Regions from separate parts of the Homo sapiens genome. Here region 2 is linked to region 1. A link is an interaction called in ENCODE POLR2A ChIA-PET data of the cell type or tissue named here. Cell type or tissue: PC-3. All regions are shown on one strand. Links, peaks and the distances in the headings refer to the core of each region. The heading gives the core; the rest is flanking DNA.

Region 1 (8,184 bases), core at 3,841-6,340:
TCTATTTTCCCCACACCCCTGCTTCCGGCTTTGCCATTGCCAGTGCCTGGGTATCTGCTCCTGCTCTTCGCTTGGAATTGCTCCCCGATCTCTGCCCGTTGACATTAGTCGTCCCCAAACACCAGGCCCCTTGAATGCCCCTTCCCACCACGTGCTTATCCACCCATGTCCCGGCCTCTCTCCCTGCCAGTCTGGTCACCCCTGGAGTGCTGGCCTGGTTGGTGGGAGGGGTCAGATCTGAACTCCCTCCTCAAGAAGCACCGTCTTTGCCTCGTGCTCCCAAGCAGCCATCAGGACCCTGGCCTTGGCACCCCTTCACTAGGGACTCTCAGCCCCTGAATGCCACCTGTAGCTCTCCATCCTGAGCCTCTCTTGCCCTGACAGTTGTTGATAGCATAGCTGGAGCTGAAATTGAGTAGGGACAGAAATCTGGAGATGGGTGGGAGTGGGGGTGGAATCCAATTCCAGCTCTGCTATTCGGGAACAAGTAACTTCTCTGAGCTTCAGTTTTCCCTGGGTAGCATGGGGCTCAGCACTCCCAATTTCCTGAGGCTGCTGTGAAGCTTGAATGAGGCCCCATGAGTGAAAGCACCAGGCATGCCACAATCAGAGCAGCACCCCACAGCGGAGTGAGGTGCAGGTGTGCAGGGGCCCTGCAGGGGCTCTGGCCTGCCCTGGCTGCCACTGCAGGGCCTGGGGAAGTTGTGTTGAGCAGGGCTGGCCTCCCCTGCTTCAGCCTGCTTGAGAAGAAGTGGTGAGTGAATGGAGAAAAAGGGGAAGAAAGGGCAAGGAAGGGTGTGGTGGCCAGTGACACACGGACCCAGGCTTGGACCTCGGCCGGTCATATTTTTTTCTTAGGAATTTGGTCCTGGGGGAGCTGCTGGCACCTGAAAATGCTAAGGTGAGAGTAAGGCCCCAATTTCCTGAGCTTTGACTGTGTGGCAGGCACCCTCTGGCAGCACACATTCATGTCCTCCCTCCATCTTTACGGGTATCTTGTGTGGCAGGTATTATTACCCCCATTTTACAGATGAGGAAACTGAGGCCCAAAGAAGCCATGCAGCTGAGATGTGGCAGAACTGAGATTAGAACTCAAGTTTGCCTGATTCTGGAGCCTGAGGCCTCCCCACCCTCTACCCAAGCTGACTCCCTTTGTGGACCAAGGAAGCTTGGAGGCCCAGGGCCTCAGCCCTTGGGGCACAGGTGGGCAAGTCTAATCTGGCATGACCTGCTCAGGGGCTCCTCTTGAACTGTGCCCTCTAGAGGGATCAGACCTTGAAGGAGGGCCAATTTTCTGAGCATCTTCTATGCTGGGCACCCTCTACCATCCTCTTGAGGATTTCATCCTAGCTTGAGGGGCTGCAAGACCCTGTCTGGAGATGTCCACACAGAATCTGGGTGTCTGGTCCCTTCAACTTGAACCAGCCTGTGGAGATGACCCCTGGCCTTGCCCCTGTATAAGGCCACCCTGAACTCGAGTGCCCTGAGCTGGACGCGAGGGACAAAGAGAGAGCTGCATGGGCTTTGCCTTGCAGGTCTTCCTGCCAGGAGGGGAAGACTAACTAGGCCCTCTGACAGGACAGGACAGGCTAACTGCCCCTCCAGGCTTAACTCTCAGCCTCCCCTAGGGCCCTGTCCCTGTGTTTGCCCACAGCCAGGCCTATGCCGTGCCCTCCCTCCTCCAGCTTGCAGACCCTTTAGGGACCGTCTCCTACAACACGGTGCATGGAGCTAGTGGAGAGTCTTGCTCTGTCGCCAGGCTGGAGTGCAGTAGCACGAACTCGGCTCACTGCAACCTCTGCCTCCCAGGTTCAAGCAATTCTCCTGCCTTAGCCTCCCAAGTAGCTGGGACTACAGGCACATACCACCACGCCCAGCTAATTTTTTGTATCTTTAGTAGAGAAGGGGTTTCACCATATTGGCCAGGATGGTCTCGATCTCTTGGCCTCATGATCTGCCCGCCTCGGCCTCCTAAAGTGCTGGGATTAGAGGCGTGAGCAACTGTGCCTGCCTCCTCTCTCCCTCCTTCCCTCCCTCCCTCCCTTCCTTCCATCTTTTTTTTTTTTTTTTTTTTTTTTAATATAGGATCTTGCTCTTTCACCCAGACTGCAGTGCAGTCTGAGTGTGATCACAGCTCACTGCAGCCTTTACCTCCTGGGGTCAAACGATCCTCCCACCTCAGTTTCCCAGTAGCTGGGACTACAGGTGCATACCACCATGCCCAGCTAATTAAAAAGAAGATGGGTCCTCACTATGTTGCCCAGGCTGGTCTCAAACTCCTGGGCTCAAGCGATCCTCCTGCATTGGCCTTCCAAAGTGCTGGGATTCCAGGCTTGAGCCACTGCCTGGTATTTTCACCTGTGTCTTTTGTGCCTTGCCAGACTAGGGGGCAGGGACTAGGGCTGATGGGCCTGGGTCGGGAGTGTCTAGGATAGGGGCAGTGGCAGCACCAAGCAGGCACTAAGGAGGGGTTGTTGAATGAATGAGTGAATAAGTACATGAACAAATGAAAAGGTAAAGAGGCTGTGTGAAGACATCCCTAGGAAGGGGGCTGGGAGATGTCTCCAAGTGACAGGTTTCCTTGCAACTGCCTGACAAGCTGAATGGCAGAGAGGCAAGGCTGACAACTGAAGCTTCCACAGCAGGGAATGATGGTGGTGAGAGGAGAGGTAGGGGAGGACTGGGGCCAGGCAGTTCTGGGGGTTCAGATGCTGACGCTCTACTCTCTGGCTGACCTCGGCACAGCATTTACTTCTCTGAGCCTCCCTTGGGAGGTAACTCATGGAGGGACCAGACATACCTGTCCCCCAGGCGCCCCTCCATCCACATCCGCACCTCAGATCCCAGTGCCTGTCTGGCCCTCCCTGCCCTAGCTGTGCAGGGCCACGGGAAGCTACTCAGTGACCAGCAGGCAGCCAATCTGTGACCCTCGGGATTCTAAGAGGTGGCACAGAGAGTTTGGAACAGGCCCAGGAAGGGCAAAGATAAACCTGTGTGTGACAGTTCTGAGAGGAGCCGGGGCGTCTGTGGGCTTGATGGAACTGGGGGCAGACCTTGGGGCACCCTCCCTGCTCTAGGTGACTTTTGAGTAGAGAAGTCACAGGCTGACACAGAAGGGGCAGGGGCTGGGTCTGTCTCTGGGCCCCCTCTGCTGCCCTGTAGTTCTAGGCACTGTCCCAGAAGCATCAATCCAGTTGCCCTCCCAGGGTGGGCCTGGGGTTAGCCTCCTTGGCTTCCTGGCCCGGTCGCCTAGGCAAGGACGAGCGAAGTGTCATGCCTGTGACATGGGAATGCAAGGGAGGTGGGTTTTCTTTTTGCACTTTCGTTGTGGGGTCGGTACTGCAGACAGTGAGATGGGGGGCTGAGCTGGCTTTGAAGGGTGGCCTCTCTCCCAGCCGGCCAGCCCGGGGCTGGGCAGGAAAGAGATGCTGGAAGAAGAAGAGGTAGAGGCAGGTTTTGGGAACTAAGGGGCAGGAGTGGTGATGGGGCTGCCTCAGCTTCTTGGTGAGGCAGGAGATCTTTGAATTGGGGCTGAAAATGTAGGGGGCACTGGGCTGACAATTATGCAGCCCCCACAATGGGTCAAAGGCCTCATATGCATTATTTCACTCTATCATCTCAACAAGCCTTGAAATTCATTCCAACCTCCTCATTTTAGGGATGAGGAAACTGAGAGCTGGCGAGGACCCTCCCTCCAGTAAGAGAGAATAGAACCAGGACTGGAACCCAGGTCTCTATAGAGCCACTGGCTTTGGCCCGTGATACTAGGCTGGGGCCTGGTGGTGGGCCAGGACACTGGCCTTCCTGAGGTTGTTAAGAGGGACTCTTCCAAGTGAGGGGGGAACCCTAGGGAGAGAAGGGAGGCCCAGCACAGCTTGCCCCATCTGCTGAATGAATGAGAAGAGCCAGATCCTCTGAGGGCAGCTCTGATCTGGGGCTAAGCAGCCAGGGAGAGGGTTAAGGGGTGGGGCAGCTGCAGCCAGGGGGATCTTAGTGCTCAGCCCTTCCTGGAAGCTCAGGAATAGAACAGGCAGAAGCTGCATCAACCTAGTCTGACCCTGCTGCCCCATCCCGGGCTGCCCAAACAATGCTAGTTCTGGCAGGAAGCCTCTGGAGTAGCTCCGGCTGGAGGACACCGACCCAGCAAGAGCTGCCACTAACATGACCTTGGGCACCTGGAGCAGGGGGTGAGGAGGGGAGGACTCAGGCTGAGCGGGATGTAGGGGCTTGAGCCACTGTGGGGATGGGCAGGGGGCAAGGAGCACATCGAGTGTCCCTGAGACCCTGGGATGCAGCCCCAGATGCAGCAGGTGAGGGAGTGGTGGGGGCTGGACCAGAAGCCTGTGCCCGCTCTGGCCTCACTGCCAGGGTTGTACCAGGCTCCCGGCTGGGCCATCTGGAAGGGTCTAGGGGTGAGAGCACCAGGTCCTACCACCTGCTGCTGTCTGTACCCAACTTCTCTCGCCTGCTGGCAGCCCGTGGGCTCTTGCCTGGCCCTGCCGGGTGTGCCTCCTGGGCTCCACCCTGGGTGTGCCCACCCCCTCCTCGTGGCCCTGGCCCGGAGCCCACACTCACCATGCGCCCGTTGGGGACGCCCAGGTGCTTGGGCTTCCCTGGCATGCCGCTGCCGATCAGGGGTCCCCGCCGCGGGGGCTGCCCACCATGGGGACTGTGGGCAGCGCCGGCCAGAGCTTGCACGGTGGCGGGCAGGCAGTGGAGAGAGCCTGACTCGGCTCCTGCGGGCCCTCACATCCTGAAACACCGCTCACTACCTCTTTTCTCTGCCACAGGAAGTGTCTCTATAGAAACCAAACCACAGAAAGAAGCAAGGTCTAAGAGAGCGAACGCCTCTTCCTACACACACACGCGCACACACACACACGTTCACGCACACACACGCCACCAACACACTCCTGGCAGCATCCCGCACGGGCACCAACACAAGGCAGAGGCTTCCGTGTGCCCAGCAAGGAGCCCAGCCTGGTCTGGCCAGGACCAGGGAGCTCTAAGTTCATGCCTGGGCTCACAGCACACGAGTAAACATACCTAGGCACCTTTGTCCACCCTGGGGGCGTTCCTGTGGACATGCACACACGTGCACTGGGACCTGTGTATCCACACGTGTACTTTACTCGGCACACACTTACCTCATACCTACTGTGTGCCAGACAAACATGTGCTCAGTACCCCTCTCCCCGGCAGCTGCACATATGCAGGGTACCTCTAGCCCCAGACACCTACAGGCTCCTTCCATGCATGTGGCCAGGTGTGCAGACAGATGGATAACTTGCCCGCATGGCTGTGCACACACAGACATTCAGGTATGCGTGTCATAAACACATGGGCTCTCCCTTACAAGGGGGACTTGGGTGTATAGTCATGTGCATGCACAGTCCCCTGAAGAGGTGCATGTGACAGGCACACCTGAACATAGGACATATGTATTCCGACACTCCAGTGACATATGTGTAAGCAGATATGATGCACACGCTCACCTACCTAGGTAGGGGACTGGATCACCTATATCTGTGGCCAAAGACTTGAGCGCATTCATACTCACTCAGAAATCCTGCCTTAGTCAACTCAGGCTGCTATAGCAAAAATACCATAGACCAGGTGGGTTAAACAACAAATAAGTATTTCTCACACTTCTGGAGGCTGAGATGTCCAAGGGCAAGCCGCTGGCACATCTGGTATCTAGAGAGGGCCCTCTTCCTGGTTTGCAGACAGCTGTCTTTTTGCCATGCCCTCACGATAGCAAGTGGAGATAAAGGAAGCCAGCTCCCTCCTGTCTCTTTTTATAAGGGCACTAATTCCTAATCCCACCCTAAGGGGTTCTCTTTCATGACCCAATTACCTCTCAAAGGCCCTGTCTCCAAATAACACCTTGCAGGTTAGTGTTTCAACGTATGAATTTTGGGGGATATAAACTTAATTTGATAGCATGTAGTGTTGGCTGAAGGGTGGGCATCCTGCCCTCGGCCCTGACCTGGCCCCAGATGAACTCCAGTTTTAAAAATTTTAGCTAGGGTCCTTGGTTTGCCTCTTTCTCACACATGCGTGTCCCCACTGCAAGGACTTATATTTTCTTCTAAGCGTGGGCTCACTAAGACCCCTCAACTTGCCCACCATTCTGATTTGAGCTCCTCTTTCTCTCTTTTTCTTTCTTTTCTTTTCTTTACTTTTTTTTTTTTTTTTTTGAGACAGAGTCCTGCTCTGTTACTCACCCAGGCTGGAGTGTAGTGGCAGGATCTAGGCTCACTGCAGCCCTGACCTCCTGGGCTCAAGCAATCCTCCCACCTCAGCCTTCCAAGTAGCTGGGACCACAGGTGCATGTCAACGTGACTGTGTAATTTTTTTTTTTGTAGAGATGTCTCCTATGTTGCCCAGACTGGTCTCAAACTCCTGGGCTCAAGCAATCCACCCACCTTAGCCTCCCAAAGTGCTGGGATTACAAGTGTGAGCCATCGTGTCCAGCCTCAGCTAGTCTTTCTGCAGGGACAAGGTGATAGCCACTTCTCCATATTCTACCCTCTGCCCCACTGCCCCTTCTAGGGCTGTGACCTGAACTCTTCAGTGGCAGAAACTGAATAGCTCTTCACCACAAATTCATGTCCTTTTTTCCTGGGCACGTGGCTAACTTTACTTTCCCAGGTTCCCTTGCAGTCAGATGTGGACATGTGACCACTTCTTGCCAATTGAAAATGTGTGGGATGACATGTGTCATTTTTGAGCCAAGGCTTTGAAGAAGTAAGTGTGTGCCCTGCACCCTCCCTCTTTCTCCTTCAGCTGGATGGATAGAGAAGATGAGGAGGCCCAGGGGATTGTGGAACCACAAGAAGGAAAAAGCAGGGTCTGTGTATCAGTGCCTGAAGGCAAGCCACCCATCAACCTGGAAACCAGCTTCAGACCATTATGTAAGTGGGAAGTAAAATTTTTTGAGCCTCCTGACAGATGCACAAACCTTGTAAAAATAGTTAAAAAAAAAAGAAACATCAAAAAAATTTTCAGGTCATTATATACATTAGGGCCTATTTGTTATAGCAGCTAGCACTGCCCTAGTTAACACACTTCTTCTCCCAGCACTGCCTCACCTCTCTCCAGACACCTTGCTTCAGGCCACACAGACAGAGAGATTCAGTCAGACTTGATGTGTGAAAGGGGTTACGGTGGAGGTTGCTTTTGGGCCTGGACCATTGCCAATGGTGGTCTTAATAAGGTGTGTGACTGTTTCAATGTGCCTGTGGGGGTTGTAGGGTGTGTGATATGGGTGAAGACTTCCTGTCTGCTGTGCCATGGATCTGGGCCATTTCCTAGGTGGCTTTACAGTCCTAGTCCTCACAACCACTTTGTGAATGGTGCTTATTATTACCATTTCACAGATCAGGAAACTGAGGCTCAGAGAGAAGTGAGTTGCCCAAGGCTATACATCCTCTTAGAGATCTGCTAAGCTGTGAGTGTGCTTGGGGTGCCTGGAACTGGGCTTTGGCCACCACAGATGCCCACAGCTCATCTTCTTCCTGCCAAAGGACAGTCACAGTCTCTGCCTGGGACTCCCTTTGAAGTTCATACTCTCCTGCAGAGACACCTCTTCCCTTCTCTCCACCATGGATGCCAGTTCTAGCTCTGACCACATCTTCACCACAGCTAGCCCTGGCTGTTCCCATCTCTTAGCCCTTATCTAGTCTTCTCCATGCCATGAGAGTGGTGGAGTACCTCCACCCACAAAGCACCATCCTCGACTTCTCCCTTCCTGGCTGCCCACAGGGCATCAGTTCCTGATTTAGTCTCTGGCTGGGACTTCAGATCCTTCTTCTCTGTGAAGACCTCCTTGGCTTAGGCCTCACCCTCTCTCCCCCGATCATGATGAATCCAGTCTCCCTATTATCCCCGCTCCAATCTCTTCTCCTCACCATAGCTAGAGGAATCCACATTGGTCACTCCCATGCTTAGAAATATCCCATTGAGTTCTGGGAAAAGGCCATGTTCCTTACTTGGGAATTGAAGGCCCTTTGAGTTTTGGCTTCAGCTCCCCCGCAGCCCCCAACTCCAACTTCTCAGCCATTCCAAACTACTTGTATTTCATCTGCTCTCACACATCCCTCCCTAGATTGCAGCTCCTCTTCTCTCTGCTGAGAATGCCTTTACCTTTCCCGGAAAACTCCTACTCATTCTTCATGACCC
Region 2 (5,097 bases), core at 1-2,500, 730 kb after region 1:
CGCGTCCGCCCGCCGCAGCCGCCGCTCCATCCCCAGCCCCGGCCCCGCATCCAGGTGAGGCGGCCGCGCGCCGGGGATGGGGAACGGGATGAGGATGGAGAGGGGACTGGGGCGACAGGAGGGAGCTGGGGAAGGGGATGGAAAATGGAGGGAGACCCGGGGGATGCGCGTCAGTGTGCACCCCGGAGTATGTGAGTATGCTCCGGTGTTTGCAGCTGCCCGGGCGGCTGTGGGGACGTGTGTCCGCGCCCATGTGGGTCGGGGTATTCGTGCGCGTTGGAGCGTCTGCGTGTCCTGTGTGTGCACGTGAGCTTGTCCGTGGTGTATGTTTGTGTGCATGACCGTGTGACTGTGCCGTGCGTGTACAGGCGGGTCCTGGATATTCGCGCCGAACCCAGCACTCCGGTTCGACGGGGCTGCAGTTTGCAGGGCCCGGATAACCGAGGCAGTGGCCCCTCCCGCGTCCCCAGGTTTCAAGGACGCTAGGACTCTCCGCGGCCCTGAGGCTTCGCACTGGGGAGTGGGGTGGGATGGGGGGAAAGCGGGAGGGGGCTCAGGGTCCAGAAGGGCGCCGCGGTCTCGGGAGTAGGGGGGCATCTGCGTCCCGCGGGAGGGGCTGGGGTGAGAGTGCGGGGCCAGTGCACCGGTGCCCGTGTATCGCCCTCCCCAGGCCGCCAGGATGGACGTGTTCATGAAGGGCCTGTCCATGGCCAAGGAGGGCGTTGTGGCAGCCGCGGAGAAAACCAAGCAGGGGGTCACCGAGGCGGCGGAGAAGACCAAGGAGGGCGTCCTCTACGTCGGTGGGTAAGGGGCGGGGTTTCTGGGGCTGCAGGGCTGGGGGTCCCCCGACAGTGTGGAGCTGGGGCCGGGTCCCGGGGAGGGGGGTTCTGGGCAGGAGAATATGAGTCAGCAGATGGGGCGAGGTCAGCAGGGGTCATAGGGGACATAGCCAGCCCATAGAAGCCTGGGTCTGTATCCGGAAATGGGGACACGGGGCGGGCTGATGAGGTGGGGGGCTCCAGCTGAAAGGCCAGGGACCAGTGCAGTGATGAAAGCAGACAGCCTCCTTTTTCTTATCTTTTTTACCATTATTAATAGTTATCTGGTGTTGAACACTTTCTGTATGCCAAGTACTGGGTAAAATGTCATAACATCCATTTCCTCATGTAATGCTTCGGCCCATTCTACAGGTAAGGGAAACTGGGCTTCCCAGAGATCTAAGTACCTTGCCCAAGGTCAGCAGCTGGTAAATGCTGAAGCTGGGGTTTGAACGGAGCTTTATAGATTCTGAAGCCCCACCCCTCCCCTTGTGGCGCCTCCCTCCAGCACCTCCAAGGCCGAGTTGAGTTGCGTTCCAGGTCCACCTGCATCACAACTCTTGTGGTTTTACCTTTGCCAGCTCTCTTCCCCGTCCACTTTCCTTGCAACCACTGGCTGGTATCAGAAGAAAGGCCAGGGTTGGATAACTTGCCCAGGGTCGTGGCATATTTGGATTGTGGCCATTTGAAAAATATTTTGTGTCCACTTACTATGTGCCAGGCATCCTGCAGATGCTGGGGTTTCACAGTGAACAGGAAAGAATGGTTCCTGATCTCCTGATGGTGATACAGAGCATTTCAGCAGTGCGAGTTGACATCCAGTGGCTCCCTGAAGAGAATGCCTCATCCCTGAGTAATAAGAGGGGGGCAGGGCTGCAGAAAAGCCAGGTGCAAAGGCCCTGGGGTGAGCTGGGGGCAGGGCAGGAAGTAGTGGTAGGAGGTGAGGTCAGAGCGATGGGCAGGAGACAGTTCACGAGGGCCCTTTGCAGGCCAGGGCAAAACGTTGTTATCATGGCCACGAGAGACTGTAAGCAAGGGACTGCCATGATGTGATTAGTTTAGAACGGTCACTTGGGCCTCTGGGGACAGAAAAACTGCAGGGAGGCCTGATGAGGCCACAGGATGAGGGTGGCAGGGGCGAGGGTGGTGGCAATGGAGACCGGGAGAAGGCTAAAGTGCATGGCTGCTTGATCCCAGCTCTGGCCTCCCTCCTGCCTCCTCCCCAGGGTCTTTCATTCCTGCTGGCCTCTGGCTCTCTGACACTCTCTCTCTGATAATAGACTTGGCCCCTCCAAGCCATGCTGCTCTTCCCCTTAGATTGGCACTTCCTGCTCCTGCCTCTGCCTGGGAGCCCCTGATGGACCCCAGTTCCTACAAGTTAAAGCCTCGGCTCCCTGTACCCTGGCATTCAGTGCCCTTCATGGTCCTGCCTCAGTCTACATTTCCCACCACACCCATGGCTCCTGGCACATGGACTGTCCTGAAAGCACATTGCTCTGCCTTGTCTGTGTGGGTCCCTGGGCCTGGGATACCCTCTGCAGTCTCCTTTCTGATGTCCATCTGTTCCCCATTTCTCAAGGCCTAGGCAGTGTCCCTTCCCTCCTCACATAGTCAGTCCTTGGAGGCTGGAAGTCCTCTCCCCACTACTTGAGGTCCAGGAACTGAATCTGTTCTTCTCTTACCCACTTCAGACAGTGAGCGATTGGCCCAGGGCCTGGCACAGAGTAGGTGGAAGCTGATGTTTTGTGGGAGGAGTGAAAGGGGAGCATGCAGCCTGCCCCTCCTGTCTCTGGGTGCTGGTTGGCCTTCGCCCTGAGAACCCTGTCTTCCCACACCAGCCTCTTCCCCCACCCCCCCGCCGGGCTCAGTCTGCCTAGACACCCAGTTCTGGCTCCATCACTGTTGTCTGTGTTGCCAAATTGTCAGACGGGATACTCCCCACCCCGTTTCCGTCTCTCATCCTCCAGCCCAGATCAGGCCCTCTGGCCTTCCCAGCGGCCCCCAGACATTTTGAAGTTATCAAGTTGCTACCCTCCGAGGAAGGCCCAGCCAATGCCACGGGTGCCAGTTACAATCTGCACATCACCTTTAGACCCACCCTGAGCCTGACACCCCCTACTTTGGCCAGAAGAAGGGGTTTGCACCCTCGCTAGGAGAAGAGAATCTTTAGAGGAAATGGAGTGGGGCAGTGGGCTATGGGCAGTGGTGCATGGGGCACGAGGGGAACCTTTCAAAATACATGGCTTTGTGGCCTCCCAGCTCCACCCCTACTCCCACCCCCACCTGCCTCCTATCCTGGGCTACGTGCTGTGAGAGTGGTTGGTAGCTAAAGTTTTAGGGTCAGAAAGGCCTGAACTTGAATGTCAGTTCAGCCACTTCCTAGTGGTGGAACCCACACTGAGCTTCCATCCGTGAAACGGGGACAATAACAGCACCCGCCTCCCAGGGCTGGGGAAAAGTGAAGTGCAGCGGGGCAGGCAGAGGACTTGACACAGCACTGGCCCTCAGCCAACATCCACTAGAGGGGTGGGGTATCGCATCAGGTGGGAGAGAACTGCAACCCTTGCAGACAGAGGTGTGGGGCCCAGTGCAGTGATAAGACGGGGGTTAACATGGGGGTGCAGGTTGTAGGATGTGGGGACCCAAGGAGGCAGTGACGGGGCCAGGATGCCCACTCTGTAATCACCATGCTGTGCTGGAGTTTCTGTTCCCTCAGCGCAGAGTCCTTAAATGTGCCGCTTTTTCTCCCTGCAGGAAGCAAGACCCGAGAAGGTGTGGTACAAGGTGTGGCTTCAGGTACTAGCCCAGCCCTGGCACCAGCCCTTCTCTCACTTAGGCGGATGATCTGGCCGGGAACCAGAGGGCGGGGGCGGGGGAGACTCCCAAGGCTTCTGCGGGAATGCTCCGTGGGGAGGGCAGGCCCTGGGATACTACAAGGCAGGGCATCGGTGTTTCCCCCTGGCTCCCAAACCCCTTCCTCAACCCCCTCCCTGCTCCAGTGGCTGAAAAAACCAAGGAACAGGCCTCACATCTGGGAGGAGCTGTGTTCTCTGGGGCAGGGAACATCGCAGCAGCCACAGGACTGGTGAAGAGGGAGGAATTCCCTACTGATCTGAAGGTAAGCGATCCTTCTGACCCGCACATGCAGGCAAACACACACACACACACACACACACACACCAGGCACACAAATAAACCTGTCACCATCCCCGCCCCCCTAATCCTGCCACCAGCTTGGAACACAAGCCACTTTGCCTCCCATCCTGCAGGCCCGTGCTAGACTCAGCTCAGAATGCATCTGAATAAAGGCGTGCATGGGTGTGACGCTCCCGGTGATGGGGACCCAGACCTGGCTGTCTGCGTGTATCCTGCTTGCCAGCGTGACCCAGATGACTTCTGGCCACGTCTGCATGTGTCAATGATTGTTCATTCATTTCTTTTCATTCAACAAATATCCATGCCAGAGAGGAATTGTTGTAGAGGCTGCCGCAGTGAATAGGTTCCTACGTTCCTGCAGCTGACATTGTAGTGGGAGAAGATAGTAAAACGCAAGCCAGCAGGCAGGATGCTTTCCGCGGGGATAAGTGCTACAGAGAAAAGACAGAGAGGGCGATGGGACAGACAGGCAAGGGGTGAGAGGGCTATTTTGGCTGGGAAGACTTCTCTGAGGAAGAACCATTTGAGCTGACACCCAAGGGATGAGAGAGGCAGCCTTGAGATGTGTGGGAAGCGAATTTCAGGCTGTAGGAACAGCAAGTACCAAGGCCCTGAGGCAGGTTGGAGCAGGTGGGAGCTGTGCTGGGGTGGGTGTGATCTGTGCAGTTGTGTTTCCCCAGGGGAGCCCTGGGAACCACTCATGTGTGCATGGAGACAGATCCCCCTACTAGGACCCCCTGATAAGAGGGGGTTAAGAGTTGTGAGCTCTGAACCCACCTACCCCCAGCCTCAGCTGGGTTTGAATCCTAACTCCACTACTTCCTGGCTGTGTGACCCTGGGCAGTTCCCACCATGTCTCTGAACTTGATAGTTCACTTGTAAAATGCGAGTGAACACAATAGGAATCTCATGCAGATTGGAGATAATATAGATATTCTCAAAGCTTGAGTGTGTATCAATCACCAAGAGGCCAGGTTAAAATACAGATTTTTGGCCCCATCGTTAGAATTTCTGATTCAGTAGGTCTGAGGTGGGGCTGGAGGATTTGCATTTCTAACAAGTACCCGGGTGAGGTTGATGCCGCAGTTCCAGGGAGCATACTATGAGAACCATGGATATAAAG

Evidence for each region. ChIA-PET counts read pairs that join two places held together with the same protein. Peaks named below come from ENCODE experiments on the same cell type or tissue, not always from the same donor. Only the 100,000 strongest peaks of a DNase experiment are listed, where the experiment ranks them.
Region 2: POLR2A ChIA-PET joins it to region 1 with 7 read pairs; 1 of 35 experiments calls an interaction of 5 or more read pairs at or near these places.

The regions. Positions count from the first base shown.
Region 1 is chr5:177,354,461-177,362,644 of GRCh38, reverse strand. RGS14 (regulator of G protein signaling 14) reads right to left here and starts at 4,721. Exons shown (of 15, transcript NM_006480.5): 1 at 4,576-4,721. The coding sequence starts at 4,620. RefSeq lists enhancers at 596-745, 4,169-4,669, 4,798-4,847 and a silencer at 4,468-4,697. In PC-3, for the core only: no CTCF peak of the experiment used is centred there; a DNase peak (open chromatin) is centred at 4,784; H3K4me3 peaks cover 1,431 bases.
Region 2 is chr5:176,625,237-176,630,333 of GRCh38, reverse strand. SNCB (synuclein beta) reads left to right here. Exons shown (of 6, transcript NM_003085.5): 1 at 1-54; 2 at 671-800; 3 at 3,573-3,614; 4 at 3,818-3,936. The coding sequence starts at 680. MIR4281 (microRNA 4281) reads left to right here and starts at 834; the gene lies at 834-895. In PC-3, for the core only: no CTCF peak of the experiment used is centred there; no DNase peak of the experiment used is centred there; H3K4me3 peaks cover 710 bases; H3K27me3 peaks cover 678 bases.